Linked DNA regions of Homo sapiens: region 2 is linked to region 1. A link is an interaction called in ENCODE POLR2A ChIA-PET data of the cell type or tissue named here. Cell type or tissue: A673. All regions are shown on one strand. Each heading gives the region's core, and the rest is flanking DNA. Links, peaks and the distances in the headings are about the cores only.

The links. Peaks named below come from ENCODE experiments on the same cell type or tissue, not always from the same donor. Only the 100,000 strongest peaks of a DNase experiment are listed, where the experiment ranks them.
Region 2: POLR2A ChIA-PET joins it to region 1 with 13 read pairs; 3 of 35 experiments call an interaction of 5 or more read pairs at or near these places.

What each region holds. Positions count from the first base shown.
Region 1 is chr17:81,875,788-81,891,213 of GRCh38, forward strand. It overlaps ALYREF (Aly/REF export factor), which reads right to left. Exons shown (of 6, transcript NM_005782.4): 2 at 14,902-15,033; 3 at 13,395-13,542; 4 at 12,733-12,796; 5 at 12,454-12,631; 6 at 12,048-12,358. The coding sequence ends at 12,344. It also overlaps a transcript of ANAPC11 not described here. Among named protein-coding and RNA genes, the nearest start is that of ALYREF, 8.1 kb to the right of the region's middle. RefSeq lists an enhancer at 12,618-13,817 and a silencer at 13,621-13,785. In A673, for the core only: no CTCF peak of the experiment used is centred there; no DNase peak of the experiment used is centred there.
Region 2 is chr17:82,067,010-82,082,435 of GRCh38, forward strand. FASN (fatty acid synthase) reads right to left here. Exons shown (of 43, transcript NM_004104.5): 35 at 15,314-15,405; 36 at 15,000-15,151; 37 at 14,592-14,834; 38 at 14,155-14,343; 39 at 13,683-13,913; 40 at 13,361-13,581; 41 at 13,131-13,229; 42 at 12,348-12,599; 43 at 11,329-12,271. The coding sequence ends at 12,134. Among named protein-coding and RNA genes, the nearest start is that of DUS1L, 8.9 kb to the left of the region's middle. RefSeq lists silencers at 12,390-12,590, 14,150-14,350 and an enhancer at 14,008-14,893. In A673, for the core only: no CTCF peak of the experiment used is centred there; no DNase peak of the experiment used is centred there; H3K27ac peaks cover 2,158 bases.

The DNA.
Region 1 (15,426 bases), core at 2,785-10,784:
CCTGAGGTCAGGAGTTCAAGACCAGCCTGGCCAACATGGTAAAAACCCCATCTCTACTAAAAATACAAAATTAGCCGGGCCTGGTGGTAGGTGCCTGTAATCCCAGGTACTCGGGAGGCTAAGGCAGAATTATTGCTTGGACCTGGGAGGCAGATGCTGCAGTGAGTTGAGATGGCACCATTGCGCTCTAGCCTGGGCAGCAGAGAGACCCTGTCTCTCAAAAAAAAAAAAAAAAAAAAAAAAAGGACAAAAAAAGACAGACAGACATATATGTCTTTGCCAATGCTACGTCCTAAAATGATGGCATCACATTAACTGGCTTTCTTGCATTACTAAAAGGATGAACTTTTAAAATAATTTTGTTATTTAAAAACCTTGTTTATTTTTATTTGTTGAGATGGAGTCCTGCTCTGTTCCCGAGGCTGGAGTGCAGTGGTGCGATCTTGGCTCACCACAACCTCCACCTCCCAGGTTGAAGCAATTTTCCTGCCTCAGCCTCCCGAGTAGCTGGGACTACAGGCACGCACCACCATGCCCAGCTAGTTTTTGTATTTTTAGTAGAGGCGGGGTTTCACCATGTTGGCCAGGCTGGTCTTGAACTCCCGACGTCGTAATCCTCCTGCCTCAGCCTACCAAAGTGCTGGGATTACAGATGTGAGCCACCGTACCCGGCCAGAAACAACTGTTTTTTAATTTTTCTTTTGAGACGGAGTCTGGCTCTGTTGCCCAGACTGGAGTGCAATAGTGCGATCTCGGCTCACCGCAACCTCCGCCTCCCAGGTTCAAGCGATTCTCTCCTGCCTGAGCCTCCTGAGGAGCTTGGGACTACAGGCACACGCCACCACGCCCAGCTAATTTTTGTATTCTTAGTAGAGACGGGGTTTCACCATTTAGGCCAGGATGGTTTTGATCTCTTGACCTTGTGATCGCCTCAGCCTCCCAAAGTGCTGGGATTACAGGCGTGAGCCCCTACACCCGGCCGAAACAACTTTTTAAGATAGAATCTATGTTGTTCAGGCTGGATTCAAGTTCCTGGGCTCAAGTGATCCTCCTACCTCAGCCTCCCAAGCAGCTGGGACTATAGGCATGTACCACTTCGTCCAGCTTCCGGCTTTTTCCATGGTTGTAAACTGCCTATTCATGTTCTTGGTGGTAAATGTTTCCCAAGGTTGTTTGTCTTGAATTTGTGAGATTGTCTGATTTGCAGAAGTTTTTGTTTGAGAGTCTTGCTCTGTCACCCAGGCAGTACAGTGGCACGATCTTGGCTCAGTGCATCCTCCACCTCTGGAGCTCAAGGGATCCTCCCACCTCATCCTCCCGAGTAGTTGGGACCACAGGTGGCACCATCATGCCCAGTTAATTTTTTTCTTTTTATGTTACAGCAATGAGTCTGGGTACTTTTTGCATTTTTTAAATGTTTTTTGTAGAGATGGGTTTTGCCATGTTGCCCAGGTTGGTGACTTACAGAAGTTTTTTTTTTTTTTTTTTTTTTTTTTTTTTTTTTGAGACGGAGTCTCGCTGTCGCCCAGGCTGGAGGGCAGTGGCCGGATCTCAGCTCACTGCAAGCTCTGCCTCCTCGGTTTACACCATTCTCCTGCCTCAGCCTCCCGAGTAGCTGGGACTACAGGTACCCACCACCACACCTAGCTAATTTTTTGTATTTTTAGTAGAGACGGGGTTTCACCGTGTTAGCCAGGATGATCTCGATCTCCTGACCTTATGATCTGCCCGCCTCGGCCTCCCAAAGTGCCGGGATTACTGGCATGAGCCACCGCGCCCGGCCTACAGTTTTAAAAAGTCCTTACTGTCCTGCAAAGATAGGGACTCTTTTACCTAACAATACCATGAACACACCCACCAAAACTGACAATGCTTTCTGACATCTAATAGTCTCTGCTCAATTTTCCCCAAGTCTCTTCTTGCAATTGTGTCCCCACATCAGAATCTGGACAGAGGCCGTGCTGTGCACTGGGATGCCCACTGCCTCTATTTCCTCTTCTGCGCTTGGTGCCACCCAGGCGTCCAGGAGCCAGTGTGTTTTGCTGACAATGTCCTGTGTTCTGGATTTGCTGGGCTGAACCCTCCAGGTGTCCTGTGAACCCTCTCCCATCCTCTGCACTTCTTAGGCAGGATGAGCCCAGTTCGAGTTTTAGAGGCGGTGCTGGGGGCCTCCTGCTGCTTCACGTCATTGGACTTGTCTTCTGGTCCTACCTGTAGTGAGGTATGGTTGGTTCTGGGAAGCTGGGCTGGTCCACCCATTATCAGTGGCCTCCTCAACTGTCATCTTCAATTTTCACTGTTTCTCACATGCATCATTTTATTGGACACTTCAAAGTGGTGATTTTCTAATTTTGGGTGTGTTTTTTTTTTTTTTTTTTGAGAGAGTCTTGCTCTTTTGCCCAGGCTGGAGTGCAGTGGCGCACTCTCGGCTCACTGCAACCTCCACCTCCTGAGTTCAAGTGATTCTCATGCCTCGGCCTCCCAAAGTGCTGGAGTTACAGGCATGAGCCACCGTGCCTGGCCTGATTTTCTAATTATTTCTGTATTTCTTAGCTGGAATTATTTCTTTTTTTTTTAAAGGACCCCGTCATCAATTGTTGCCCCAAAATTATAGAGTTCATACAGAAAAGACAAATTAAATGCCCGATTCTTTCCTTTTATTTGCCAATTTTTATGAGTCAGTGCCTTACAACTTCCAAAGGTAAACATGAGGCTTCTTTCCTTAAGCATCATCATGAACTCTTAGATGTTCATTTATTCAACACAAACTAAAAAAGGAATGTTAAGTCTTAAGATATCATTAATACTAACTTGCATTACTTGTTTATGAAGGATTAATATACTAAATAGAATATATGCTCACATTTTTATATGTAGATATTAATTTACAAGTAATTAACATGCTAAAACATTTTATAATTCGCTTCAATAACGTGTATAGATAACACAAAAATTAACTCTGGCCTACCTTAGGCTACATGATCACAGACAAGCTGATGTAATTAAAATGAGAAGATTTATTTCTTGGTACTTTCATGGCTTTATTTTTACATTAAAGTCTTTTATGATGTATTATTTATTGCTATCTTCCACCAAATGCTTGGCCAGTCAATCCCAGGGTGATCTTAATAATAACAACTAATACATGTAAACCATAAACATTTATGAAAATTATATATCCTCATATAAATTTCATAACATATGTAAGTTACAAAAGAAAGAAAAAGTCAACGAGGATATGGGGGAAGCCAAAAGGAATACAAACTAACAAATGAACCTAACTATGTACAAATTATGCAAATCACATAATTTGCAGGAGGTGGAAAGAAAGAAAAGAACTCATCTAGGCAACTTTTGAAACCAGTACTTAGATGCTACAGGTCAAACACAAAAACAACAGTACACGATTAAGGAAGTAAGGTGCCTCCATAGTGACTGCGCCTCCCTGGGGCACAGGTTGAACAGTTCACCTACAGCACTGACATGGCCTAAGCGAATGTCCTGTCAATCTGAGAGCCAGGTTTCTCCCTGTCACAGGAAGAAACTACACATAAGGAAAGGGGCAGGTGAGACAGGAACAGCAGGAACTAGACAGCTACAGAAACCAACAGGGCGGGTAAATGCACAAGCACGTGTCATAGATCCACTTCCCAGCTCTGTCCCAGGAGGGCCCAGAAGCAACAAGCACAGCCAGTGCCCAGGTCTTGGTTGCTAAATCCCAGTCTCCAGTGAGGGAGGGCTCCCTGGAGAAGCAGCTGGGTGCAGAGCTGGGACAAGGAAAACTGAAGACATCCCAAAATAAACAAGTGCTTAAATAAGGATAGGGCACAGGAGACAATCTCCAGGAGCTCCCAATGGCCAAAGCGTGGAAACAGTATCAGATTATGACTCACAGAATCCAACAAACAGCCCTTGCGTTCATACTGATATATAAAGAAAGAAATCGTAGGTCAGGCGCAGTGGCTCATGCCTTTTGGGAGGCCAAGGCGGGCGGATCACTTGAGCTCGAAAATTTGAGACCAGCCTGAGCAACATGGGTAAACCCCATCTCTACAAAAAATACAAAAAGTCAGCTGGGCATGGTGGTGAGCACCTGTGGTTCTGGTTACTCAGGAGGCTGAGATGGGAGATCACGTGAGCCCGGGAGGTCGAGGCTGCAGTGAGCCGTGATCGAGCCACTGCACTGCAGCCTGAGCCGCAGAGCAAGACCCTGTCTCAAAAAAAAAAAAGGGAAAAAAGCTGAAGGGACTGCTCTTTCTTAGAGATGAATTCCAATTAATAAACGTCAAAGGAATGAGGAAAATGCAAAAATCACCTTTGAAAACTAAGTTAATAATTACTGCATTGCAAGACCCACCAGTGGATGCTGAAATTAATTAGTGGGTAGGCCGGGCACGGTGGCTCACGCCTGTAATCCTAGCACCTTGGGAGGCTGAGGCAGGTGGACTGCCTGAGCTCAGGAGTTGGAGACCAGCCTGGGCAACACGGTGAAACCCCGTCTCTACTAAAAATAAAAAAAATTACCTGGGCATGGTGGCGCGTGCCTGTAATCCCAGCTACTTGGGAGGCTGAGACGGGGGAATTGCTTGAACCTGGGAGGCGGAGGTTGCAGTGAGCTGAGATGGCGCCATTGCACTACAGCCTCGGCAAAAGTGAGACTCCATCTCAAAAAAAAAAAAAAAAGTGGGTAAAACTTGGAAGTGAAACAGACATTCACTTAGTCTGGAAGTATCTCCCCAAGGTATTTATGGATGACAAAGGGAAAACAGTAACTATGTAGGGGAGAAGCCCCGGCAGCCGCTGCCACCACCTGAACTAACAGGACCAGGAGTTGGACAGACTGACATTGCATATCTCCACTATGCATTGAGAAGATGACATCCCAGCTGTGGTATTCATGCCAAAAAATAAAATAAACCAGCAGGGCGTGGTGGCTCAGGCCTGTAATCCCAGCACTTTTGGGAGGCCAAGGCGGATGGATCATGAGGTCAGGAGTTCAAGACCAGCCTGGCCAGCATGGTGAAACCTTGTCTCTAATAAAAATACAATAATTAGCCGGGTGTGGTGGCGGGTGCCTAAAATCCCAGCTACTCAGGAGGCTGAGGAAGGAGAATCGCTTGAACCTGGGAGGCAGAGATTGCAGTGAGCTGAGATCACACCACCGCACTCCAGCTTAGAAGACAGAGAAAGACTCCGTCTCAAAAAAAAAAAAAAAAACAAAAAACAAAACCTTGTCCAGTCATAAGGTCAGAGTCCCCAGTGTGAGGGACATTCTACAAAATAGCTGAGAGTACCCTTTAAAAGTGTCAAGGTCATAAAAGACAAAAGCTTCTATAAATCTGAATATAAAAATAACACTTCAGAAAATTCATAAATAGAGAAATAGGCTGACATTAATAGGCTATGTTCGGTGTGGTGGCTCAGGCCTGTAATTCCAACACTTTGGGAGACCAAGGCAGGAGGATCCCTGGAGCACAAGAGTTCAAGACCAACCTGGGCAACATAGTGAGACCCCATCTATACAAAGTTTTAAAAATCAGCCAGGCGCGGTGGTGGGTGTCTGTAGTCCCAGCTACTAAGGAGGCTGAGGTGGGAGATCCCTTGATCCCGGGAGTTCCAGGATGCAGTGAGCTGTGTTTGCGCCACTGCACTCTAGCCTGGACATCAGAGGGAGACCTTGTCTCAAAACACAATTTTTCAAAAATTTAGTTTTTTAAAAAAGATATTGAGATGCTACAATGTCCATTTCAGGAAGAATATCATAGCACTTTTGAGACAAGTTTCTTTTTTTTTTTGAGACACAGTCTCGCTCTGTCACCCAGGCTGGAGTGCAGTGGTGCAATCTTGGCTCACTGCAAGCTCCGCCTCCTGGGTTCACGCCATTCTCCTGCCTCAGCCTCCCCAGTAGCTGGGACTACAGGGGCCCGCCACCACGCCTGGCTAATTTTTTGTATTTATAGTAGAGACGGGGTTTCACCATGTTAGCCAGGATGGTCTCGATCTCCTGACTTTGTGATCTGCCTGCCTCAGCCTCTCAATGTGCCGGGATTACAGGCGTGAGCCACTGCGCCCAGCCTGAGACAAGTTTTTCTACAAAATGTAATGACATTAAGGTAATATGAAGAGACATGATCCTCATCTTTATGTAACTGGAGTTCAGGTATTCATTACGCTCAACAATATCAACCTTTTATGATGCTATTTTGTTGAATGTGATGAATGCCACTGATAATAGGACATTTAATTCCATTTAGAATATCTGTATTTCCAAGTAAAGTCCTAAATCTGCCAGGGTGGAGATTTATCCATGGTAAAGTCTATTCAATCCAGATATAAAAAAGATAGAGATTGAGGGCCAGGCGCGGTGGCTCACACCTGTAATCCCAGCACTTTGGGAGGCCGAGGTGGGCGGATCACAAGGTCAGGAGATCAAGACCAGCCTGGCCAACATGGTGAGACCCTGTCTCTACTAAAAATACAAAAATTAGCTGGGCATGGCGGCACGTGCCTGTAATCCCAGCCACTTGGGAGGCTGAAGCAGAAGAATTGCTTGAACGGGGACCCGGGAGGCAGAGGCTGTTGTGAGCTGAGATTGCACCACTGCACTCCAGCCTGGGCTACAGAGCGAGACTCTGTCTCAAAAAAAAAAAAAAAAAAAAAAAAAAAGAGAGATTAAAGACATTTAAAAAAAAGATTACAAAGAAGAAACTGCAAAGCAAAATCACAATGAGATATTACTTCACACCCAGTAGGATGACTAAACTAAAAAAGGTAAGTGTTGGTGAGAATGTGGAGAAATTGGAACCCTCATACATTGCTGGTAGAAATATAAAATGCTGCAGCTGCTTTGGAAAAGTCTGGCAGTTCCTCAAAAAATTAAACAGTTACCTCATGACCCGGCAATTCTACTCGAGAATTGAAAAGATGTTAATATAAAATGTATACAAAAATGTTCACAGCAGCATTATTCTTATAAAGCCACGGAGTGGAGACAACCCAAATGTCCATGAACAGATGGACAAAAAAAAAATATGCGGTATATCCATGTCAGTAGTCGGCCATAAAAAGGAACAGTCTTAGACATGGTACAGCACAGATGCACCTTAAAAATGCTGGCTGGGGACAGGCGCAGTGGCTCACACCTGTAATCCCAGCACTTTGGGAGGCTGAGGCGGGCAGATCACGAGGTCAGGAGATAGAGACCATCCTGGCTAACAAGGTGGAACCCCATCTCTACTAAAAATACAAAAAACTAGCTGGGCATGGTGGCTGCTGCCTGTAGTCCCAGCTACTCAGGAGGCTGAGGCAGGAGATTGGCAAGAACCCAGGAGGCGGAGCTTGCAGTGAGCCGAGATCGCGCCACTGCACTCCATCCTGGGCAACAGAGCAAGACTCTGCTTCAAAAAAAAAAAAAAAAAGAAAAAGAAAAAAAAAATAACCGGGCAAGGTGGCAGGTACCTGTAATCCCAGCTACTTGGGAGACTGAGGCAGGAGAATTGCTTGAACCCAGGAGGCGGAGGTTGCAGTGAGCCGAGATTGCGCCATGGCACTCCAGCCCAAGTGACAAGAGTGAAACTCCATCTCAAAAAAAAAAAAAAAAGAAAATAAAAAAACTTGCTGGGCGTGGTGGCATGTGCCTGTGGTCCCAGCTACTTGGGAGGCTGAGGTGGGAAGATTGCTTGAGCCCAGGAGTTTGCATTTACAGTAAGCTATGATTGAGCTACCACACTCCAGCCTAGAGAGCAAGACCCTGTCTCTTGAAAAAAGAAACCCGGTCGGGCGCGGTGGCTCACGCCTGTATTCCCAGCACTTTGGGAGGCCGAGGGGGGCGGATCACGAGGTCAGGAGATCGAGACCATCCTGGTGACCACGGTGAAACCCCGTCTCTACTAAAAATACAAAAAATTAAGCCGGGCGTGGTGGCGGGCGCCTGTAGTCCCAGCTACTCGGGAGGCTGAGGCAGGAGAATGGCGTGAACCTGGGAGGCGGAGCTTGCAGTGAGTGGAGATTGCGCCACTGCACTCCAGCCTGTGTGACAGAGGAAGACTCCGTCTCAAAAAAACAAAAACAAAAAAAACCATAGGCTGGGCGCAGTGGCTCATGCCTGTAATCCCAGCACTTTGGGAGGCCCAGCTGGGCGGATCATGAGGTCAGGAGATCGAGACCATCCTGGCTAACCCGGTGAAACCCCATCTCTACTAAAAATACGAAAAACTAGCTGGGCATGGTGGCGGGTGCCTGTAGTCCCAGCTACTCAGGAGGCTGAGGCAGGAGAATCGATTCAACCCGGGAGGCGGAGGTTGCAGTGAGGTGAAATCATGCCACCACACACGTCTGGGAAACAGGAACGAAACTCCATCTCAAAAGAAAAAAACAAAAAACGAAAAAACAACCTCTAAAATGAAAGACTGTATCCCTAGATTGCTGAGAGGTAAATGAAATGTATGTAGAACATCCAGCAGAGGTGCAGCCTCAGACACTGGCTGACCATTTGTGCAACCTGAGAGAGGCGTGCTCTTGCAGCTTGAGTTCCAACCATGCCCCACACTCCACTCCCATTAGGCTACACTGCAACCTATCACTTGTATGTTTCCTATATTAGACCATCAGTTCACTGCATGTTAAGAACCAAAAGTTACCATTTACATGACAACTCTGTTGCCAGGTACAGACATAGCCATCTCATGAGATCTAAAAGGATGTCTGAGAGCAACACTGTAGCCCTTTAACCCACGTGAGGCTGAACAGGATTCAATCAGCTGCCCAGTGTAGACTGCTCCTTAGATCTCCGTGCACACCAGCCAGAAACCAGAGCACTGTGGGAGCGTGTGCACGCTCACATCCGAGACCCTCTCCAGGGACCTCAGGCTGAAGACGGAGCTGGGCAGACCATGAGCCACCCTGGAAGAGCTCCAAGTCCCACAGGAATGCTGCCTCTCCTGCCCGGGGCTGGCCAGTTCCTACTCTCAGCCCATGCCGGCCAGGGAAAGGGACCAGGAAGAACAGGGCTTCCCTTTTCTCCCCACCCTGAGTGTAATTTCGCTTGTCGACACTTAAGTCATGTGTCCAACCTGGGCCAATCCCTGTGCTTTCTTTTTTTGCCCCGAGATGGAGTTGTGCTCTTTTTCACCCAGGCTGGAGTGCGATGGCGCGATCTCGGCTCACTGCAACCTCCACCTCCTGGGTTCAAGCGATTCTCCTGCCTCAGCCTCCGGAGTAGCTGGGATTACAGGTGCATGGCACCATGGAACCACAGGACAGCCAGAGGCAGAGGGGGTTCCCCAAGTGCCCATGGGGCACAGGCTGCCAGTTCAGTTTGTCAGCCATAGCTCGCTGTCTGAGCAAAGCATCACTCAGTCACCATGTGGGGGGCAGCAGGGCACTGGGCAGTGTGGAGTGTCCGCCCTGCAAGGCCCTGTGCCCGGAGGACTGGCAGCACCCTTCAAGAGGGGACCAGACAGCCCAGCTGGCCAAGGCCTCATGTCTACTTGCTGTCTGTGCAGTCAGTGGAAGAGCCCTGCTCTTCTTTCTCTCACAAGCACCCTGCTGGAACAATAAATTAAATAGTCCTCTGGCCTTGGAAGTAAAATAAGGTTTTGTGTTTTATGAATAAGGAAATGAAGATTGGGTATGATGAGGCTCAGCCCAGCTACCTGACCTGCTGCCCACCAGAAGCCCCGGTGGCTTCCAGACCCAGCCTCTATCCTAGTTATAAATGGCCAGCCCCACCTCCACCACAGGCACAGAATCAGGTCATTCTCCTTTGACCACTCGGCAGCACCTGCCTCAATGACCCCACCACTGGCCCCCCAGCAAATACCAGCTGTTGCTTCTATGACATCATTCTCTCTACTTCCTTTACCTCCAACCCTCCCAAGACCATGCCACATATGGACACGACTTCGACGTGTCCACGTGCTATCAGCTGACAAACTGGAGAGGTCCGGCTCTAGGCAACGCTCTCCTGCGGGCCAGCTGGTGCCTCTGCCCAGCCTGTCCAATGCTGACGCCCCTCAGCTGGCTCCTTCCTGGGGCCTTCTCTCCAGTGACACCTACCCACCCAGTTCCCCAAGGCCTCATATTACTTCATTCCCATGCCCCTCACTCCCGAGAATGCCAGGAAGTCCCAAATCCTGGTCATTCCTCCCTCCAAATGCCTGTTACACCACTACTGCACAACCAAAGCAATGCTGCTTGTCAGTCCTGTCATTTGTCACACCCTGCAGGGGCTGACCACACCAGTCCATCAGGTGCCCTCTCCACTTCCTAAGCAGCAGGGAGCCAGTCCTAGCACGGCCCCAGAGAGCAGACCCCCTGCCTGGCATGGGCCTGCTCAGGCCTTGCTCCAACACCGAGGCCCGGGCCAAGGGCACCTGCTTGGGGATAACCTGACTCTAACTCACTGCACTGGTGACATTTTCTGTCACATTCACAGCGACTACAGCTGGGGACTTAGTAATCCTTTCTCCTGCTAGACTGGGCTTCTGGAAGGGCCAAGATTAGTCATCCTGTTCATCTGGGTTCCTAGACTGTGGCCCTGGCTGGCATTGGGCAAGCTGCTTAGATGGCAGCTGCTGATCTGTAGTGACATCTGTGACCGACAGCGAAAGAACCACCCTTAGTCACACTCCCTTGCCCATGACTCAGCCAGGCCCATCCCAGCGTGGAAGCAAGCTTAGCCTGGGATGTGTGCCCGCAGGAGCCGCTGGTGCAGGGAAAGGTTTCTGCAGACACGGCATGCATTCCTGTCTGTCTCTCCACTACCACTGCCCACTGCCCTGGGCTTCCTTACATCCCAGCTGTGGGACAGTGGGGTCAGGCAGAACTCTGGAGCTCCCTTGTCCCCCTTCCCATCTCATTCTCAAAGTGCTGTCACCAACCCAGCATCAGGGGGCACAAGGCTCTCTCTCCACTGCCCAGCTTGGAGTGCAGTGGCATGATAATGGCTCACAGCAGCCTCAACCTCCAGGGCTCAAGCGATCCTCCCACCTCAGCCTTTAGAATAGCTGAGACCACAGGAGCACGCCACCACACTCAGCTAACTTTTGTATTTTTAGTAGAGATAGGGTTTTGCCATGTTGCCTAGGCTGGTCTCGAACTTCTGGGCTCAAGAGATCCTTCTGCCCTGACCTCCCAAAGTGCTGGGATTACAGGTATCAGGCGTTGCCCTACTCCTTTTTGAGACGGAGTTCACTCTTGTTGTCCAGACTGGAGTGCAATGGCACAATCTCGGCTCACTGCAACCTCCACCTCCCTGGTTCAGGCGATTCTCCAGCCTCAGCCTCCCAAGTAGCTGGGATTACAGGCATGCACCACCACACCCAGCTAATTTTGTATTTTTAGTAGAGACGGGGTTTCGCCATGTTGGCCAGGCTGGTCTTGAACTCCTGACCTCAGGTGATCTGCCTGCCCCAGCCTCCCAAAGTGCTGGGATTACAGGCGTGAGCCACCGCGCCCAGCCGCCCCACTCTTAAATGGACGGATTATCACAGCTTCCACCAGCCACTTCATCAAATATACAACTAAGAGAGGATCCTCATGCCTTGCTCCGTGGCAAGGTTAAAAACAACAACAAAAAAACAAACAGAAAAAGGAATTACACTACAAAGTCAAAACTGCTGAATCCACGTTTCTCTGAAAACCAGAGTACAAGAAGGAAAGGAACAGCCCAGAGATGTTCTGGCTGTGGGAAGCCTGTGGACGGCACACAGGGCAGCCATCCCACCCCAACCTCCCCTCACCTGGAGGCACAGGCACAAGGGTCAACAGGTGGCTCCCGGGCAAAGGTGTCCTCCCACCTGGTGAGTTAGAGAGGAAGGTGTTAGGTGTGAGGCAGGAAAGAAGATAAGAAAGAAGACAGGCAGCTTCGGCCCTCCAGGAGCGGGGACCCCCCGCCACCCCCACAACCCATGCCAACTTCAGGTGTCCAACACCAGATGGGGCTGCTCCCTCCATCCCCAACTCAGGTTCTCCCACCCCCTCCCAGCTGGACAGACACCAAAATCCTGGCCCAGGCCTGGACTCCAACAGTGGGACGAATCAAACAGTTCCAGTTCTACACACATTTCTATTTTATTATGGAAAAGGTGGAAACGCCACCTTCTCCACAACAGCAACCAGTAAAATTTATCCCAAAAATAACTCGGTACAAAACAGGTCTGTTTCAGAATTAAAAAAAAAAAAAAAGAAAAAAAAAAAACCTTTACATGAGTTTTTAAATCCTATTTTAAAACATAAAAGAAACAAATCCATCATTGGCCGCACAGCCCCAGCCACCGCCCCCCAACCAGGGAGCAAGAGGAGACGCCTGGGTCCTGTTCCGCACGCGGATTTGCTGGTCTGTTTAACTGGTGTCCATCTGAAACACAGAGGAGAAAGAGGCTTGCATTCACAGGCGGCCTGCTCCCCACTGCGGCTTTGACCAGGCCCCCAGCTGGCTCCCCCGGGACTCACTCTCGCATTATAGGCGTCCAGCTGGGCATCCAGCTCCTCTGCCGAAAGCTGCTGCTTTGAATTCCTGCCGGCACCTCTGCCTCTTCCACGGGCGCCTCCGCGGGTGCCTCTCCGGGTGCCTCCACCACCACCAAAACCTCCAGCGCCACGGTTTCTAGTCATGCCACCTCTGTTTACGCTAGCAAGGAAGACGAAACCGTTCACACACCCGGAAGGACCCTAAGAGCGACGCAGCCTCACCCTCGGCCAATCCCCTTCCCCAGAGGCCCCGGAAGTCACCTCTGTGCAGGCCTCCGCTGTGCGTCAATCTGTGACGTGACAAGCTGAATGTTCATGGGGCGGCCTGCGGCAAAGAATACGAGAAGGCACGTTCTATTGAGAGGCTCTGAAACCCACCCAGCTGGCGCCACACCCTGGTCTCCATGCAAACACTGGAAAGGGCCTCTGTGCGTCTCAAATGCCCCCGACAAGGGAAATGGCCTGGAGATACTGGTGGGAGAACAAAATGGCAAGGAAGCAACCCCACCAACACCTCCTCACTCCTTCTCAGTCCAGACTAGGTGGGCTGCTCGCTGAGGTATCGGGGTGCTCGTGGGTGGAGAGGTGTGGGTGACCTGACGAAGAAGAACCGGTACCTTTGTCTTTACGACTACAGCCCCGCACTCAGAGGTGTACTATGGCGGTTCTGAGAAGGCTTCACAGAAGTGAATCTTCCGGAAGGAGCTGAAGGAGGGGAGGGATGTAGCTTGCTGGATGGGGGTTCACAAGAGGTTGGTCCAGATGTGTGGGGCAGCATGAGAGGTGGCAGATGGAAGAGAGAGACAAAGGGGCAAATGCAAAGTGTCCTCAGCCACAGGGGTACCCCATATTCCTACCTGGACAGGTGCCAGCCCCAAACTCCACAAGCCCCACAGTCAGCGTGGGTCCACCCCCAGACTCACCATCCAGAGGGACGCCGTTGTACTGCTTCATGGCCTTCAGGGCATCTGCCTTCCGCTCAAAGTGCACGTCTGCTGTTCCTAAGCTGCGACCAGAGCGATCATAGTGCACAGCCGCCTTCTTCAGCGTTCCAAATTCAGCAAAGAGTTCCTGGGAGTTGCAGAGAGCAGTTGTCAGAAAAGCAACAAAACTGCGTTCCTTCTGGTGGCCCAGGGACAGGCCCTGGAAGCGTGAGTTGCTTTGGGGGTGGTTCTCTGGGAGGCAGGACAGTGGTTAACGGGAAATGAGGGAAGGGCGGGGCAGGAGGGACAGCAACTTCCAAGAGCACCTGGGTCTGAGGGCTCCTGCCATTGTGGGGACCTGACACGTGTACCACGATGCAGGTAGAGGAAGCTGCAAAGCCCACTAGCAACGGGCACAAAATTAAGCCACTATCCTCTTCAACAAAGGAAAATGTACAACACACCCAAGGGCTGTTCCAAGAAACGGTAAAGGCCAAAATCAAGAGCAAGGGAAGCAGTCCGATATCAGACCAGCTTGAAGGGCCTGTAGATTCGGGAGCCCTGACCCCAGCCCCTCCCCCAAAGGCAGATTCTGGCTCACCTTTCCCTCTCCTCCTACTCAAGCCTGCGGCAAAGTCTGAAGTCAAGCGCTGTCATGGAAACTGCCCTGACCTCAGGCAGGCTGGGAGTTGGAGAGGGAACCCAGAGTGTGGGGATACTCCGGCCGCAGGCACACAGCGGGAACTGGAGTTCACCAAAAGCGGTTTCCAGTGGATGCTAGAAACCACCTTAAAAAAAGTGTTGAGACACTGTGAGTGCTCACTGGCCCTACTCTGTCCTCCCAAGGCAAATGGCTGGGCTGTGGGCAACTGAACCCTGCCCAGCCATCTCCAAAACTGATTCCCAAAAAGTCATTTCTTAACCAGAAAACAAGTTGAAATGCCATTGGGATTCAATTTTTCTTTTTTTAAAAAAGAAAAGCTTCAACCAAAGATGGATTTGAGAGTCATGTCACTGACGGGACACGGCGGTGGGGAGTGATAAAACCACAGCGTACAAGGTCTTTATAAGACAGTACTCAAGGCAAACAGAGCCAGAAAAACAGACTCCCTGTGCTTCACAAGATACATAAAGAAGATTCTTTTTCTCACATTAACCCACTAAGACAGGCACAAAATTTAAAAAGCAACTGGGCTGGGTCTAACAGCCAAAAACCACTCACATTTGGTCAGTCTTTGTCCCTGTTAGAAACTGGAAGCCCTGGCAGGGGATTTTCACTCACAGAACCCATCTTCAGACTAACAGCAGCAGTTCCTCAGGCTCAGCTAGGCTCGCACCTGCCTGCGCACTGACCCCGGCTTTACTAGCACTGGGTCTGTCCTGCAGCCCTTCAGAGCTGGGAGGGCTCCCTTCGCTAAGGCGGGAAGGGGACTCAGGGCCACATCCCCAAAATCACGATCCGTCCTGTGCAGGGCGAACGGCTCACCGAGAAGCCCTCGTCTCTTACCTGAATATCGGCGTCTGAGACTCCAAAATCCAGATTGGACACCAGCAGTTTCCCACCTGTCTCCACGCCGGCACCACCGCCGAAGCCACTGTCGAAAAGATCGTGCTGCCACTTGTCGGGAAGTTGTTTTGGCTGAAAAAAAAACCGCAACAAGAGCAGATCTGTGAGTCTCAGTCCAGGGCTTTCCTGACCCTCACGGCTACTCCGGACCCTTCCTCTTCCCGGCCTGAGAGGATCCGGCCGAAACGGGGCCGCCAGCGCTCCCTCCGGCGCTGCAGCTGCCCCAGCCCGAGGCCGCACGGTCCCACCGCGGCCGCACAACTTCAGTTCCCTTAGACTAACTTCCCGCCGCCTGTGCCGCGCCCAGCGTCCCCTCCTCTCCTGCCACGAGGCCCCAACGTCCGGAACAAACAAAGAGCTGGGAAGGGTCTCAGCCTCCGGGACCGGACCCCGAAAGAACGACCTCGCTCCCGCCCACCACCCCCTCCGCGCCCACACGCACCCTCCGGACCTCCGGGCGGCCGC
Region 2 (15,426 bases), core at 5,666-13,665, 190 kb after region 1:
TTTTTTTTTTGAGACGGAGTCGCTTTCTGACCCAGGCTGGAGTGCGGTGGCGTGATCTCGGCTCACTGCAACCTCCATCTCCCAGGTTCAAGCGATTCTCCTCCCTCAGCTTCCCAAATAACTGGGATTACAGGCACCCACCAACACACCCAGCTAATTTTAGTATTTTTAGTAGAGATGGGGGTTTCACCATGTTGGCCAGGCTGGTCTCGAACTCCTGACATCAGGTGATCCGCTGGCCTCCCAAAGTGCTGGGATTACAGGCGTGAGCCACCGCAGCTAGCCGCTATGTTCATCTTACATATATTGATTGATGTCTCATGTCTCCCTAAAATGTATAAAACCAAGCTGTGCCCCAACCACCTCAGGCACATGTTGTCAGGACCTCCTGAGGCTGTGCCATGGGCATGTCCTCAACCTTGGCAAAATAAACCTTCTAAATTAACTGAGACCTGTCTCAGATTTTCTGCATTCACAGATAGAACAGCCTTGGTGGTCTTCAGAGGTGGCCAGATGTCCCTGGTGGACTGCAAGGTTGGGTGCACACTAAGGAAAGACAGGCGAGGGCCCCAGCTGTCCACCGCCCTGGCTGAACGTGAGGCTTTGTACAAGCAAAAAGTAAAAGCCAAGTCCAAATTGTAAAAACTACCTGAATTCCAAATGCAGCCACAACCCACACACAGCGCCATCAGCAGAGGCTGGAGGCCCTACTGGTTCAGAATATTTAAGCACAGTATCGAACCAGTAATTGTAAAAGGTAAAAGATTTTTTTTTTAAGACAGAGTCTCGCTCTGTCACCCAGGCTGGAGGGCGGTGGCACGATCTCTGCTCACTGCAAGCTCCACCTCCCAGGTTCAAGCGATTCTCCTGCCTCAGCCTCCCGAGTAGCTGGGACTACAGGTGCCCGCCACCACACCCGGCTAATTTTTTGTATTTTTAGTAGAGATGGGGTTTCACCATTAGCCAGGATGGTTTCGATCTCCTGACCTCATGATCTGCCCATCTCGACCTCCTAAAATGCTGGGATTACAGGCATGAGCCACCACGCCCAGCCCAGATCATATGAATCTTTTGCCTTTTAGCCGGGCGCGGCGGCTCATGCCTGTAATCTCAGCACTTTGGGAGGCCGAGACGGGCGGATCATGAGGTCAGGAGATCGGGACCATCCTGGCTAACATGGTGAAACCCCGTCTCCACTAAAAATACGAAAAAAATTAGCCGGGCATGGTGGCGGGCGCCTATAGTCCCAGCTACTCGGGAGGCTGAGGCAGGAGAATGGCATGAACCCAGGAGGCGGAGCTTGCAGTGAGCCGAGATGGCACCACTGCACTCCAGCCTGGGCGACAGAGCGAGACTCCGTCTCAACATAAATAAATAAATAATAAAAATATAACTTATGGTGTATAACTTGTAACTATAAAGAGGTTATAATATATAGAGACATATAATTATATGAAAAATGCAGCAAAAAGGAAGAGGGAAGGGAATTATATTGGAGCAAAGTTTCTGTGTTTTACTGGAATTAAGTATTAATCTGAAGAAGATTGTGATAAATTACGATGCTTGTTGAAATCCCCATAGTAATCATAAGAAAATAAATACATTATATAGGCCAGGCACGGTGGCTCACGCCTGTAATCCCAGCACTTTGGGAGGCCGAGACGGGCGGATCATGAGGTCAGGAGATCAAGACCATCTTGGCTAACATGATGAAACGCCGTCTCTACTAAAAATACAAAACAATTAGCCAGGCGTGGTGGCGGTCCCCTGTAGTCCCAGCTACTTGAGAGGCGGAGGCAGGAGAATGGCGGGAACCTGGGAGGCTGAGCTTGCAGTGAGCGGAGACTGCGCCACTGCACTCCAGCCTGGATGACAGAGCGAGACTCTGTCTCAAAAAAAAAAAAAAAAAAGAAAATACATTATATTATATATAAAAGAAATTAAAATGGTACAGTGGAAAATATCCATTTAACACAACAAAGGCAATAGCAGAACAGAGAAATAAAAAAATACATACGAAATACATAATTTTTGTAAAAATACAGAAATTAGCCAGGCATAGGGCTAATTTAGTAGAAACCCCATCTCTACTAAAAGTACAAAAATTAGCCGGATGTGGTGGCGTGAGCCTGTAACCCCAGCTACTGGGGAGGCTGAGGCAGGAGAATCGCTTGAACCCAGGAGGGGGAGGTTGCAGTGAGCTGAGATAGCACCACTACACTCCAGTCAGGGTGACAGAGCAAGACTCTGCCTCAAACAAAACAAAACAAAAACTAAACAAAGAAAAAAAACTAGTGGCATATGTAAATCTAACTGTATCAATAATACCATTAAACGGTAATGAACACTCCAAGTAAAAGGCCAAGATTTTCGGAGTGGGTTAAGAAATAAACAAGATCCAACTATATGCTCTTTACATTCAATATACCTTATTTTTTTATTTTATTTATCTTTTTGAGATGGAGTTTCCCTCTTGTTGCCCAGGCTGGAGTGCAATGGCGCAGTCTTGGCTCACTACAACCTCCAACTCCTGGGTTCAAGAGATCCTCCTGCCTCAGCCTCCCAAGTAGCTGGGATTACAGGCACCCACCACTATGTCTGGCTAATTTTTGTCTTTTTAGTAGAGATGGGGTTTCACCATGTTGGCCAGGCTGATGTCGAACTCCTGACCTCAGGTTTTCTGCCCGCCTTGGCCTCCCAAAGTGCTGGGATTACAGGTGTGAGCTACCTCACCTGGCCACAATCTACACACTTTAGACTCAAAGACACAAACCGGTTGAAAGTGAAAATACGAGAAAAGATATACCATATAAACGGCACCCAAAAGAGAACTGGAGGCTGGGCGCAGGGGCTCATGCCTGTAATCACAGCACTTTGGGAGGCTGAGGCTGGCGGATCATGAGGTCAGGAGATCGAGACCATCCTGGCTAACACGGTGAAACCCCGTCTCTACTAAAAATACAAAAAATTAGCTGGGCGTGGTGGTGGGCGCCTGTAGTCCCGGCTACTCGGGGAGGCTGAGGCAGGAGAATGGCGTGAACCCGGGAGGCGGAGCTTGTAGTGAAGTAAGCCAAGATCGTGCCACTGCACTCCAGCCTGGGCGACAGAGCGAGACTCCGTCTCAAAAAAAAAAGAGAACGGGAATGGTTATACTAATGTCAGACAAAATAGATATGAAGATAAAATATATCACTAGAGACACATACAGACTCTTTTTCTTTCTTTCTTTCTTTCTTTCTTTCTTTCTTTCTTTCTTTTTTTTTTTTTTGAGGCAGGGTCTCGCTCTGTCACCTAGGCTAGAGTGCAGTGATGTGAACATGGCTTCACTGTAGCATCAACTTCCTGCATTCAAGCAGTCCTCCTGCCTCAGCCTGTCAAGTAGCTGGGACCATAGATACACATCACCATGTCCAGCTAATTTTTTTGTTTTTTGTAGAAATGAGGGTCTCACTTTGTCACCCAGAGTGGTCTCAAACTCCTGGGCTCAAGCCATCCTCCTACCTTTACCTCCCAAAGTGCTGGGATTACAGGTGTAAGCCACTGCACCCAGCCCATACCGATATTTTATGATGATAAACATGTCCATTCATTAGTAAGATGTAACAATTAGAAACACATAAGCACCAAACAATAGAGCCCCCAAATTAATAATGAAAAGAGTGAAAAAAAAGAAGGGAGAAATAGACAATTTAACAATAATAGTTGAAGATTTCAGTACCTTACTCTCAATAATGAAATAGGACAACTAGACAAGAAACTGGCAAAGATGTAGGAGATTTGAGAAACACTATCAATCAATCTGACTTGACAGACATTTATGGAACACTTCACCCATGGCTACACCATATACTAGGCCATTAAAGAAGACACAATAAAACATTTTCCCTCCAGCCTGGGCAACAGAGTGAGACTTCATCTCAAAAAAAAATTAAAATTAAAATAATTGGAAAGCTATTCTCTAGCCACAGTGGAATTAAATTAGAAATCAGGCCACACACACTGGCTCATGCCTATAATCCCAGCAGTTTGGGAGACTGAGGTGGGAGGATTGCTTGAGTCCAGGAGTTTGAGATCAGCCTGGGCAATAGAGTGAGACCTCAGCTCTACAAAAAAAAAGTTAAAAATTAGTTGAGTGTGTTGGCATGTGCTTGAATCACAGCTACTTGGGAGGCTGAGATGGGAGGATGTTTTGAGCCCAGGAGGCAGGGGTTGCAGTGAGCTGAGATTGCACCACTGCACTCCAGCCTGGGCAACAGAATGAGACCATGTCTAAATAAATAAATAAGAAACAAACAAAAATAGAAATTTGAGGTATGCACAAATACTTGAAAATTAATAACACACTTCTGAGTAACCCATGGGTCAAAGAAGAAACCAAAAGGAAAATTTAAAAATATTTTGAAGTTAATGCAAATGAAAACACATTTCAAAATATGTGGGATGCAATAAAGCAGTTCCTAAAAGGAAAATTTTGGCTGGGTGCAGTGGCTCATGTCTGTAATCCCAGCACTTTGGGAGGCTGAGGCAGGTGAATCACCTGAGGTCAGGAATTTGAGACCAGCCTGGCCAACATGGTGAAACCCCGTCTCTACTAAAAATACAAAAATTAGCCGGGTGTGGTGGCGGGTGCCTGTAATCCCAGCTACTAGGGAGGCCGAGGCAGGAGAATCACTTGAACCCAGGAGATGGAGGCTGCAGTGAGCTGAGATCATGCCACTGCTTTCCAGACTGGGCGACAGAGCGAGACTCCATCTCGAAAAAACAAAGGAAAGTTTTAACTATCAACACCCATGTTAGAAAAGAAAAAAGATCTCAAATCAATAATTTATGCTTTTTTTTTTTTTTTTTTTTTCCTGAGATGGAGTTTTGCTCTTACGCTCTTACTGCCCAAGCTGGAGTGCAATGGCAGGAGGAGGAGGTTGCAGTGAGCCGACGTCGCACCACTGCACTCCAGCCTGGGCGACAGAGTGAGACTCTGTCTCAAAAAAAAAAAAAAAAAAAAAAAAAAGAAAGAAAGAAAGGGCAGAAATGTCCCTATTTGCACAAACTATGGATACATAAAAAAACATGGATGGTTCTCAAAGTTATGCTGAGTGAAACAGAAAGGCCAATCTCAAGAGGTATATATGATTCAATTTATATAATGCTCTCGGAATAATAGAATTACAAAGATGGGAAACGTCACCAGGCCCCTGGCTTGGGGTGCCTTCCTTCCCCATGATGGGACACCTGCCTTTGGATTTTGCCTTCTCACCCCTCCAGGCGATGGAGGTGATGGGCTGGGGGGCCACAGCCAGGCTGGGTTGACCCTCGGAACTGGCCAAGCTTCCAAGACCCTCTCTTTATCATGAAGTCTGCTTTTTCCATTAACAATATAATTACACCTGCTTTTTAATTCTTACTGTTTTCTTGGATTTTTTTTTTTTTGAGATGGAGTCTCACTCTGTCTCCCAGATTGGAGTGCAGTGGCGCGATCTCAGCTCACTGCAAGCTCCTCCTCCCAGGTTCACGCCATTCTCCTGCCTCAGCCTCCCGAGTAGCTGGGACTACAGGCGCCTGCCACCACGCCTGGCTAATTTTTTTTTTTTTTGTATTTTTAGTAGAGACAGGGTTTCACCGTGTTCTTTAGGATGGTCTCGATCTCCTGACTTCGTGATCCACCCGCCTCGGCCTCCCAAAGTGCTGGGATTACTGGCGTGAGCCACCACGCCCGGCCAAATAGTATTGTTTTAGTGTTCTATTTTATATCCTCTATTGGCTTCTTAGTGATTCTTCATTGTATTGCTTTGTAGTTGTTCTAGGGCTACTCAACATATATCCTAAGTTTTCCAAATGTCTTTAGAATTAATATCATACAATTCATACCGGACACTTCCCTCTTTCTATCATACTTCCAGCTGCAGAAATGTAATAAATGTATGAGTATAGTTTCCTTGAGCCCTCGGTGACATACATTTCCTTGTTCCTTGTTGACGTATATTTTACAGCTACAAGAGTTACAAAGGCCACCCTACAAAACTTTTTTTGTACAGTGGTGCAGTCATGGTTCACCGCAGCCTTGACCTCCCAGGCTCAAGCGATCCTCCCATCTCAGCCTCCCAGGTAGCTGAGACCACAGGCAAGCACCGCCATACCCAGCTAATTTAAATTTTTTTTTGTGGAGAAGGGATTTCATCATGTTGCCCAGGCTGGTCTGGAACTCCTGGGCTCAAGCAGTCCTCCTGCCTTGGCCTCCCAAAGTGTTGGGATTACAGGCGTGAGCCACCATGCCCAGCCGGATGTGATGTTTTGATTGTTTTTTTTTTTTGAGACAGGGTCTGGCTCTGTTGCCCAGGCTGGAGTGCAGTGGCATGATCTTAACTCACTGCAACGTCTACCTCCTGGACTGAAGCGATCCTCCCACCTCAGCATCCCAAGTAGCTGGGACTACGGGCACGCACCACCACACCTGGCTAATTTTTGTATTTTTTGTAGAGATGGGTTTCACCATGTTGCTCAGGCTTGTCTTGAACTCTTGAGCTCAAGTGATCCACCTGCCTCGACCTCCCAGGCGTGAGCCATTGCACCCAGCCAATTTGATGTATGTTTAACTCATTACTGCTATGATTCATTTTGACGCTCGAATCGTCCTAGATTTGGCCGGTGCAAGCCCCTGCATGCAGTCTGGCTCTTGTGTTCACATCACTGTTTTTGTTGTTTTTGTTTTCTGAGCGCTTCCTCGTTTTCTGTACTTTCCCTCCCCCAACCCTGGAATCAAGCATGTTTTGTAGGGAGCCCTGGTTTTGTCAGTGGTAGTGGTGTTTAGAGACCACGATTTTAGTAACAGGTGTCCTCATTACTTTGGGGCTATTGTTATTTTCAGGCTTTTTTAGCAGACCAAATTTAAAATGACGTTAATACAGATATGCACACATGTGCATGCGTATATCGTTTTAAAGGCATGCGTGTACTGATGACTGATGCCTTCAGTTACAGTCCATCACCTCCGCTATCTTCTCTTTCTCCCATTCTGTATTTCTCTTCTGTCCCATTTACAATACATCTTCTAAAAAAGATCAAGATTTGGCTGGGGGCGGTGGCTCATGCCTGTAATCCCAGCACTTTGGGAGGCCAAGGTGGGCAGATCACCTGAGGTCAGGAGTTCGAGACCAGCCTGACTAACATGGTGAAACCCCATCTCTACTAAAAATACAAAAATTAGCTGGGCATGGTGGCAGGCACCTGTAATCCCAGCTACTCAGGAGGCTGAGGCACAAGAATTGCTTGAACCCGGGAGTCAAGGTTTGCAGTGAGCCAAAATGGCACCAGTGCACTCCAGCCTAGGTGACAGCGAGACTCTGTCTCGAAAAAAAAAAACAACAAAAAAAAAACTAGATGTTTTTGGAATTCTTTCTATCTTTAGAACATGCCCACGGAAGGTGGTTCAGGTTTTCTCTTCCGTGTGGTTACCACATCAGTTTAATGTGCAGTTTGGTTCATTTGTTTCTGTTTATCCTCAACTTTAGTTTTGTCCCCGTTTGTAGATTTAATTTTTTTTCACATATATAAGCTGAGGGTTAGGGTTAGTTTTGACTTTCCAAAACATCAAAACTGTATTGAAAGGCATATCAGAGAAAGGTCCCTTTTACTACTATTTCTTCGACTCCTTTCCACTCACACTGGACTTATCCTTCCTGTGTTTCTTTCTGCAAAAATAAGGACACACACACATACATACTCTTATTTCTCCTTATCTTTTTTGTTTGTTTGTTTTCTTTTTGAGATGGAGTCTTGCTCTGTTGCCCAGGCTGGAGTGCAGTGGTGCAATCTCGGCTCACTGGAAGCTCCACCTCTTGGGTTCAAGTGATTCTCCTGCCTCAGCCTCCTGAGTGGCTGGGATTACAGGTGCCCGCCACCACGCCTGGCTAATTTTTGTATTTTTAATAGAGATGGGATTTCACCATGTTGGTCAGGCTGGTCTGGAACTCCTGACCTCATGATCCACCCACCTCAGCCTCCCAAAGTGCTGGGATAACAGGCGTGAGCCACCGTGCTGGCCTCTCCTTATTTTTTGTTTGTTATTTTTATATTTTATTTCTTAATTCTTTTTTTTTTTGAGATGGAGTCTCCCTTTGTCGCCCAGGCTGGAGTGCAATGGTGTGATCTCGGCTCACTGCAACCTTCGCCTTACAGGTTCAAGCAATTCTCCCACCTCAGCCTCTTGAGTAGCTGGGATTATAGGTACCCGCCACCATGCCCGACTAATTTTTGTATTTTGTAGAGACGGGGTTTCACCATGTTCGCCAGGCTGGTCTTGGACTCCTGACCTCAGGTGATCCACCCACCTCGGCCTCCCAAAGTGCTGGGATTACAGGCATGAACCACCACCCCCGGCCCATTACTTTTTGTAGAGATGAGGTCTTGCCGTTTTGCCCAGGCTGGTTTCAGACACCTGGTCTCTCTTTTTTTTTTTTTTTGAGACGGAGTCTCGCTCTGTCGCCCAGGCTGGAGTGCAGTGGTGCGATCTTGGCTCACTGCAAGCTCCACCTCCCGGGTTCACGCCATTCTCCTGCCTCAGCCTCCCGAGCAGCTGGGTCTACAGGCACCGGCCACCACGCCCGGCTAATTTTTTGTATTTTTAGTAGAGACCGGGTTTCACTGTGTTAGCCAGGATGGTCTCGATCTCCTGACCTCGTGATCCGCCCGCCTCGGCCTGCCGAAGTGCTGGCATTACAGGCGTGAGCCACCGCGCCCGGCCTATAATAAGTACTTTAATGTCTTTGGCTGCTGATTCCAACATCAGTGTCCGGCCAGGGTCGGTTTTGATTGATTTTCTCTCCCTGTGGGTCTTGTTTTCCTGCTTCTTTGGCTGCTAATTTTTCACTAGTTGCCCCAGGGATTGTGAATTTTACCTAAATATTTTTGGGCTTTGTTCTGGGATGGAGTAAGTTTACTTGGAAACAATTTGAGGCCAGGCACAGTGGCTCACACCTTTAATCCCAGCACTTTGGGAGACCAAGGTGGGCAGATCACCTGAGGTCAGGAGTTTGAGACCAGCCTGGCCAACATGGTGAAACCCCATCTCTACTAAAAATGCGAAAATTAGCCGGGCGTGGTGACGCGTGCCTATAATCGTAGCTACTCGGGAGGCTGAGGCAGGAGAATGGCTTGAACCTGGGAGGTGGAGGTTACAGTGAGCTGAGATTGCGCCACCGAACTCCAGCCTGGGAGACAGAGCAAGATTCCGTCTCAAAAGAAAAAAAAAATTTATGCTTTGGGGTCTTGTTTGTAAGATTTTTGTTTTGTTTTAGGTGTACCAGCGCTAACTAGTAACCAGCTAATAGATCTTGGGCCTTGAGACACACCCATCTGAGTATTCAATGTCTCACGAATTCTGAGGTTTTCTAGTCTGGTTGGTAGGAACAGGCACTGGTTTCCAGACCTGTGCAGTATCTGGCACTGTTCCGTCTAATCCTCCTGCTGGTTTCCTGCTCGCACGCATTGAAGGTGCTTGGCCTGGTGCTCACAGGAGAGCCCCCGTAGCCTCCTGCCTGGCGGTCCCGGGACAGCCCCTGCACCCCGCCACTGTCTGCCAGCTCCCCCCGGGTGCTCTGTCCTGCAATCCTCAGCCTCATTTTCCCCCCGGACTCTCAGCTCCACTTCCTCAACTCGGGGGGTCTGCTGGACTCCACCTCTCACTGTGCCCGGCCTGGAAGCTGCCAGGCAGAAGGCTGAGGTTACCCTAGGGCTCCTGGCACCTTGTTCCCACCCAGGGGTCACCGTCCTTCTTTGGCGGAGGCCTGGTATCCCCACAGCCAGCACCTCCTGTCCTTTGCCTGGATTTTCAGCTGTTTCCGGTGGGAGGGTGAATCCAGGCCTCGCTACTCTCTGGATCAGAACTCCAATTCGTTACATTAATTTTCATTTTAATTCGAAAGAAAAAATAACTGAAGTGAAGATAATTGTGTGACTTAAGGTAACTGTATCTTCATAACAAAGATACGTGGTTTCTCTTAGGTCTCCCTGAAGCTCATTTGCAACTTGGATGCACCTCAGGCCCATCAGAGCGCCTCCTCCCCTGGCAGCAGCTGAGCCAGGAACTTCAGAGACCCCTGGACACCACATTCCGGTACCGGAGAGCCGGGAGAAGCAGGAGGGGTGACAAGAGCCCATGTGCTGGGCACTACCCGCCTTGCCCTGCAGGGCCTGAGGCTGTGGAGCTAAAGCAGTTTAGTTCTGAGGCCACCCCCAGATAGGCCTGTGAGCCTCTGTCCTCCCTGGTGGCCCTGAGCCTGTGTGCACGGCTGGGGTGGGAGTGGCCGGAGGAGGGGTGGAGAGAGGCCAGAGGGGACCACGGCTGAAGGGAGCAGCTGCCTAGTGTTGGGGGACCGCAGGAGGGGTGTGGCTGAGCCTCGCTCCGATGCCCGCCTGCTGTCCACACTCACGCCTGGACACTGCCCACCTGCAGCCGCTGCACCAGGCCCACCCCCCCAGCAGGGCCCGTGGTGTTCACTGTAGTCCTGGCCCACTACCCTGCCCTGGGAGATGGCCCCTGCGCCCACCCCTCCCCTGCCTCTCCAGCAGGGGCTCTCCCAGCCCCCCACCCACCTCTGTGCCTTGGCACTCACACTGAAAGGGCCTCTTCTGTGGGCATGCTGTGCCTTCCGGAACCCCGGGCTGGCCTGCTTTGCCCATTCCCGAAATCCAATCCTGGCTCTCGCTCCTGCCCATGCCTCTACCCCAAGCTCATGTCCACCCAGCGGCCCCCCGCACAGCCACCCGTGGGGTGCTGCCCTTATGGGTCCTGGAGGCTGTGTCCACCCCACCCCTCGATGCCGGGGGTCCAGGTGCCCAGGGCTCCCTGTCCCTTGCTCCCTCCCAGCCTCCACTCCTTTGCCTAAACCCAAGTCTTCTGGGTCAACCTGGCCAGCCAGTGGCGCTATTGACACCGTCTTGGTGAGGCTGTGACGGCATCTTTGGCAGGGCGAATGCCTGCAATCCACTGACTTCAAGCAAATACTATTCTCCACGAGGGGCCTCTCCTCAGCTGAAGCCAACTTCCCAGTGTCTGTACCTCCTACACGTTTCTCACTGGTGGTGTTTCTTGGCCAGAGCCTCGGTACCCCCCCCCCCGCCAGTCCCAGCGCTTTCCCGGGAAGCCCGGGGCTGCCACGCGGGCTCCTTCCTCACTCCCCGGCCCAGCCCCGGCTCTGGGACATGGCCTAGGGGTGTGTGGGAACTGGGGACCAGAGGACAGAGGGCATCCCCTTCACGGCCCCGTGACTGGGTGGGGTGGAGCTGGAGAGCTTGCAGCTGCCAGGTCAGGGAGGAGGGAAGAAAGGACGGTGGTGGAGATCACATGCGGTTTAATTGTGGGAGGCTGAGAGCAGCATTTTTACCAAATTGGTGTAAAAATGAAACGGGGTCCAGACGTGTACACTGACAGTTACAGTAAATTTCAAAATCCAAGCAGCAATTTGAATCATTTCTTGAAAAACAAACACAGACAAACACCAAACATGGAGTTGGTGCCCGGCGCCGGGCATAAGGGCAGCACCCCACGGGTGGCTGTGCGGGGGGCCGCTGGGTGTGGCCGGGCCCTGTGTGCCTGTGCAGGGGCCCAGCTCCTCGGGGACTGGCCCACGACCCCCCACTCAGCGGGCTGAGCCAATGCCTGGCCGAGAGGGGGCCGCAGCCAGCAGGCTTGGGTGGCTGCCCGCGCCCGCAGGGGACATCGGGGAAATGGGGGCAGAGTGCGGGACCCACACGCTGCCTGAGGAGTCTTGGCAGGGTGGACAGGCCTGGGGGTCTCTACCAGCAATGCAATAAATATGCAAATCCAAGCACAGAAAGACCAAGCGCAGACCCCACGGGCGCACGAGGCCCAGCCCAGTTCCTGCGGGCACGGGCACCACCGGCTCTTCACAGACCAGGAGTCTCCAAGTCGGCAGCTCTGGTGTCCCCGAGGTGCCGTGGGAGGCGGCGGGTGGGTGGGACATGCCTAACACCTACATCTAGCAGCCTCGGGGGGCAGTGGCACTGGGCCGGACAGGGTCCCACCGGCAGGACCCTTCAATCCCGTTGCATGGCGGGGGTGGGGTGGGGTGGGGTGGGGATGGTGGAGTGACCTCCGGTGGCAGGCGGGGGCACGGGCCTAGCCCTCCCGCACGCTCACGCGTGGCTCAGCCAGGGAGCTGTGGATGATGCTGATGATGGACTCCAGGCCGCTGCCCTCCAGCAGCGTGCGGTGGTCACCCTCGATGACGTGGACGGATACTTTCCCGTCGCATACCTGCAGGGGATGCGATCAGCTGCCGTCCCACCCCACTCCTGTCCCTGTCCCCGTTCCCGTCAGGCCCCTTGCGCACCTGGGAGAGGTTGTAGTCCGCGCCCAGGTCCTCGCCGTAGGCGCCACCCGTCTTGGCGCGCAGTAGCATCACGTTGCCATGGTACTTGGCCTTGGGTGTGTACTGCTCAGCGGCACGCAGCTTGTAGTAGAAGGACCGGGCCGCAAAGCTCAGCTCCTGGCGGTCCAGGCCCTGGTGGCTCTTGATGATCAGGTCCACGGCGGCTGCCACACGCTCCTCTAGGCCCTTCAGCGGCAGCAGCGCCTCCAGCACCTGTGGGGTCGGGCTCTGAGCAGGTGCTGGCAGCACCCACAGCACCGGCCTGCCCTGTGCTACACTGCGGGTGGGCTTTTTTTTTTTGAGACGAGTTTCATTTTTGTTACCCAGGCTAGATGGAGTGGGGCGATCTCAGCTCACCGCAACCTCCACCTACCCGGTTCAAGCGATTCTCCTCCCTCCGCAACCTCCACCTACCCGGTTCAAGCGATTCTCCTCCCGAGTAGGTGGGACTATAGGTGAGTGCCACCATGCCTGGCTAATTTTTGTATTTTTAGTAGAGAAGGGGTTTCTCCACGTTGGTCAGGCTGGTCTCGAACTCCCGACCTCAGGTAATCTGCCCGCCTTAGCCTCCCAAAGTGCCGGGATTACAGGCATGAGCAACCGCATCCGGCCGGGATCGGCTATTAAAGGGGTGAAGTTGGGGGGCCTTTAACGCTCTTCGCGTCCCATCCCATCCTTCCCTTCCCCCTTCCGTTCCTGCCCAGTACTCTGGGTCCTGCGGCCTCAGGGGTGTCCAGGACCCACCCTGTTGTGCTCCATGTCCGTGAACTGCTGCACGAAGAAGCATATGGCCTCCGTCTCAGCCTCAGCCTCACAGCCTGGGGTCAGCTTTGCCCGGTAGCTCTGAGAGGAAGGAGGGACTGCTGAGCAGATGGAAGGGGCGGGGCCTCCTAAGCGACGGTCCCCCAAAGCCAGGGCACAGGTGGGGAGCCCAGACGTTTGCCGTAGGCCTCTAGGACCAGCCTGGCTCTCACCTGGGTGTAGGCCAGTACGTAGGTGGGCGAGCCGTCGAACAGGAAGAGGCTGTTGTGGGTGGGGGCTGGGCTCTGCTGGGCCTGCAGCTGGGAGCACATTTCAAAGGCCACGCAGGCCCCGTAGGAGTAGCCGGCCACGCGGTAGGGGCCCTCGGGCTGCACCTGCCTGATGCAGTCGATGTAGTAGGCAGCCAGGCTGTGGATGCTGTCAAGGGGCGCAGCTGCAATGGCAGTGCCGGGCACTCAGCATGTGCAGGCGGCAGCCACGGGCCCCGTGATGGCCAGCACTGACCACCGCTTCCAGAGGAGGGCCCGGGAGTACCTCGGGTGCACTGCAGGCCATAGGTGGGGATGCTGAGCCGGGAGGCCAGGCTGTGGAACACGGTGGTGGAGCCCTCGATTGGGTGCACCAGGAACAGGGGCCGCTCCGAGCTCTGCACGGAGTTGAGCCGCATCAGGGTGGGGCCCTCCGGGTTCACCAGCAGGGAGCGCAGGTTCAGCTGAGTCTGCTGCTGGGCCAGACCATCCTCCTTGGGCGTGGGGCATGCCAGCTCTGTGAAGACAGGGGCAGATGCCAGGCTGGTCTGGGTGCAGAGCCCTGGCACCCACGCAAGGACACACAGACACGCACGCAGGTCCCCACGGTGCTACGTCAGGTGGGAGTCGGGGTGGGAACGCTCAGAATGGCACCCGTGACGAAGGGCGGTATGCCTGCCGGGACACGGTCCAGACAACAAGGAGGAAGGGCTGGGGAGGCCCGGGGACCCCACTCCCGCCTGGCCACCCACACGCACCGCTGGCCTCATCCGCCTTTGAGGACAGCTCCTGCAGTTTCCGGAGCGTGAGTTGCCGCACCTCGCGCACGGACAGCACCAGGTTGAGCTCACGCTCCAGCGTCTGGCGCACCTCCACGCTCATGAGCGAGTCCAGGCCCAGGTCCGCCAGTGAGCTGTCCAGGTTGACAGCAGCCAAGTCGCGGATGCCTGGAAGGGATGCGCCGGGTCGGCAACTCCAGAGGGGGCATGGGGACGGCCTGTATGCGGCAGGGCTGACACCCAGGGGTGCGTGGGCTGTGCATCTCCCAAAGCACCACCACCACAGTGACACCTGCGCCCGCACCCTGGCTCTGCAGATGGGGAAACTGAGGCGCACAGGGGCACGACTGCTATGTCCCAAGACCCTGATGCCAGCAGGGGAAACACCTGGCGCGGCTCCTACTGGGAGTGCTCACCCAGGATGTGTGCCACGGCCTCCACCAGGTCCCGCTGGCTGTCCCTGTCCCTATAGGCCGCAGCCTTCTCAGCCAGCACAAAGCTGCTCAGGACCATGTGGGGCTGGTTCAGGAAGAGGTCCAGCACCTCCAGGCAGGACGCCATGCGCTGGGGCAGCGTGCCACTGACGATCGTGTCGTTGGTGCTCATCGTCTCCACCAAAATGCCCACGTCGCCGATGGCGCCCCACTGCACGGCCAGGCCTGTGGGGGAGGGGGCAGGTGGGCAGAGCTGCGGGGAGGTCGGGGTGGGGAGTGGCCACTGGGAGAGGGTGGGGTGGGCAGGGCTGCGGGGAGAAGGTGGGGGTGGGGAGTGGCCACTGGGAGAGGGCAGGGTGGGCAGGGTCGAGGGGAGAGGGTGGGGCCCACCTGGGAGGCCTTCGTGCCGGCGTTTCTCACAGATACGCTCCATGGCGGAATTGGCAAAGCCGTAGTTGCTCTGTCCCGCATTGCCACGCCCGCAGCTCACAGAGGAGAAGACCACAAAGTAGTCCAGCTCAGGGCACGCCTCTCGGGTCACCCTGTGGGCACGCGTGTCACTCCCCATTGGCCAGCATCCCCAGGAGCCCCCAACGTCCCATCCCCAGGAAACGCCAGAGAGGGCTGTCAACAAACCACCTTGGCTCCCACGGCCCTGAGCCCAGAGCCCGGCAGAGGCGGGAGCAGGGCTGTGCGGTACCCACCTGTCCAGGTTCAGGGTGCCGCTGTACTTGGGCTTGCAGACGTCCTGGAAGAACTCTGGGGTCTGGTTCTCCAGCAAGCCATCTCTCAAGACCTGGGGGAGGCATCCTCAGCA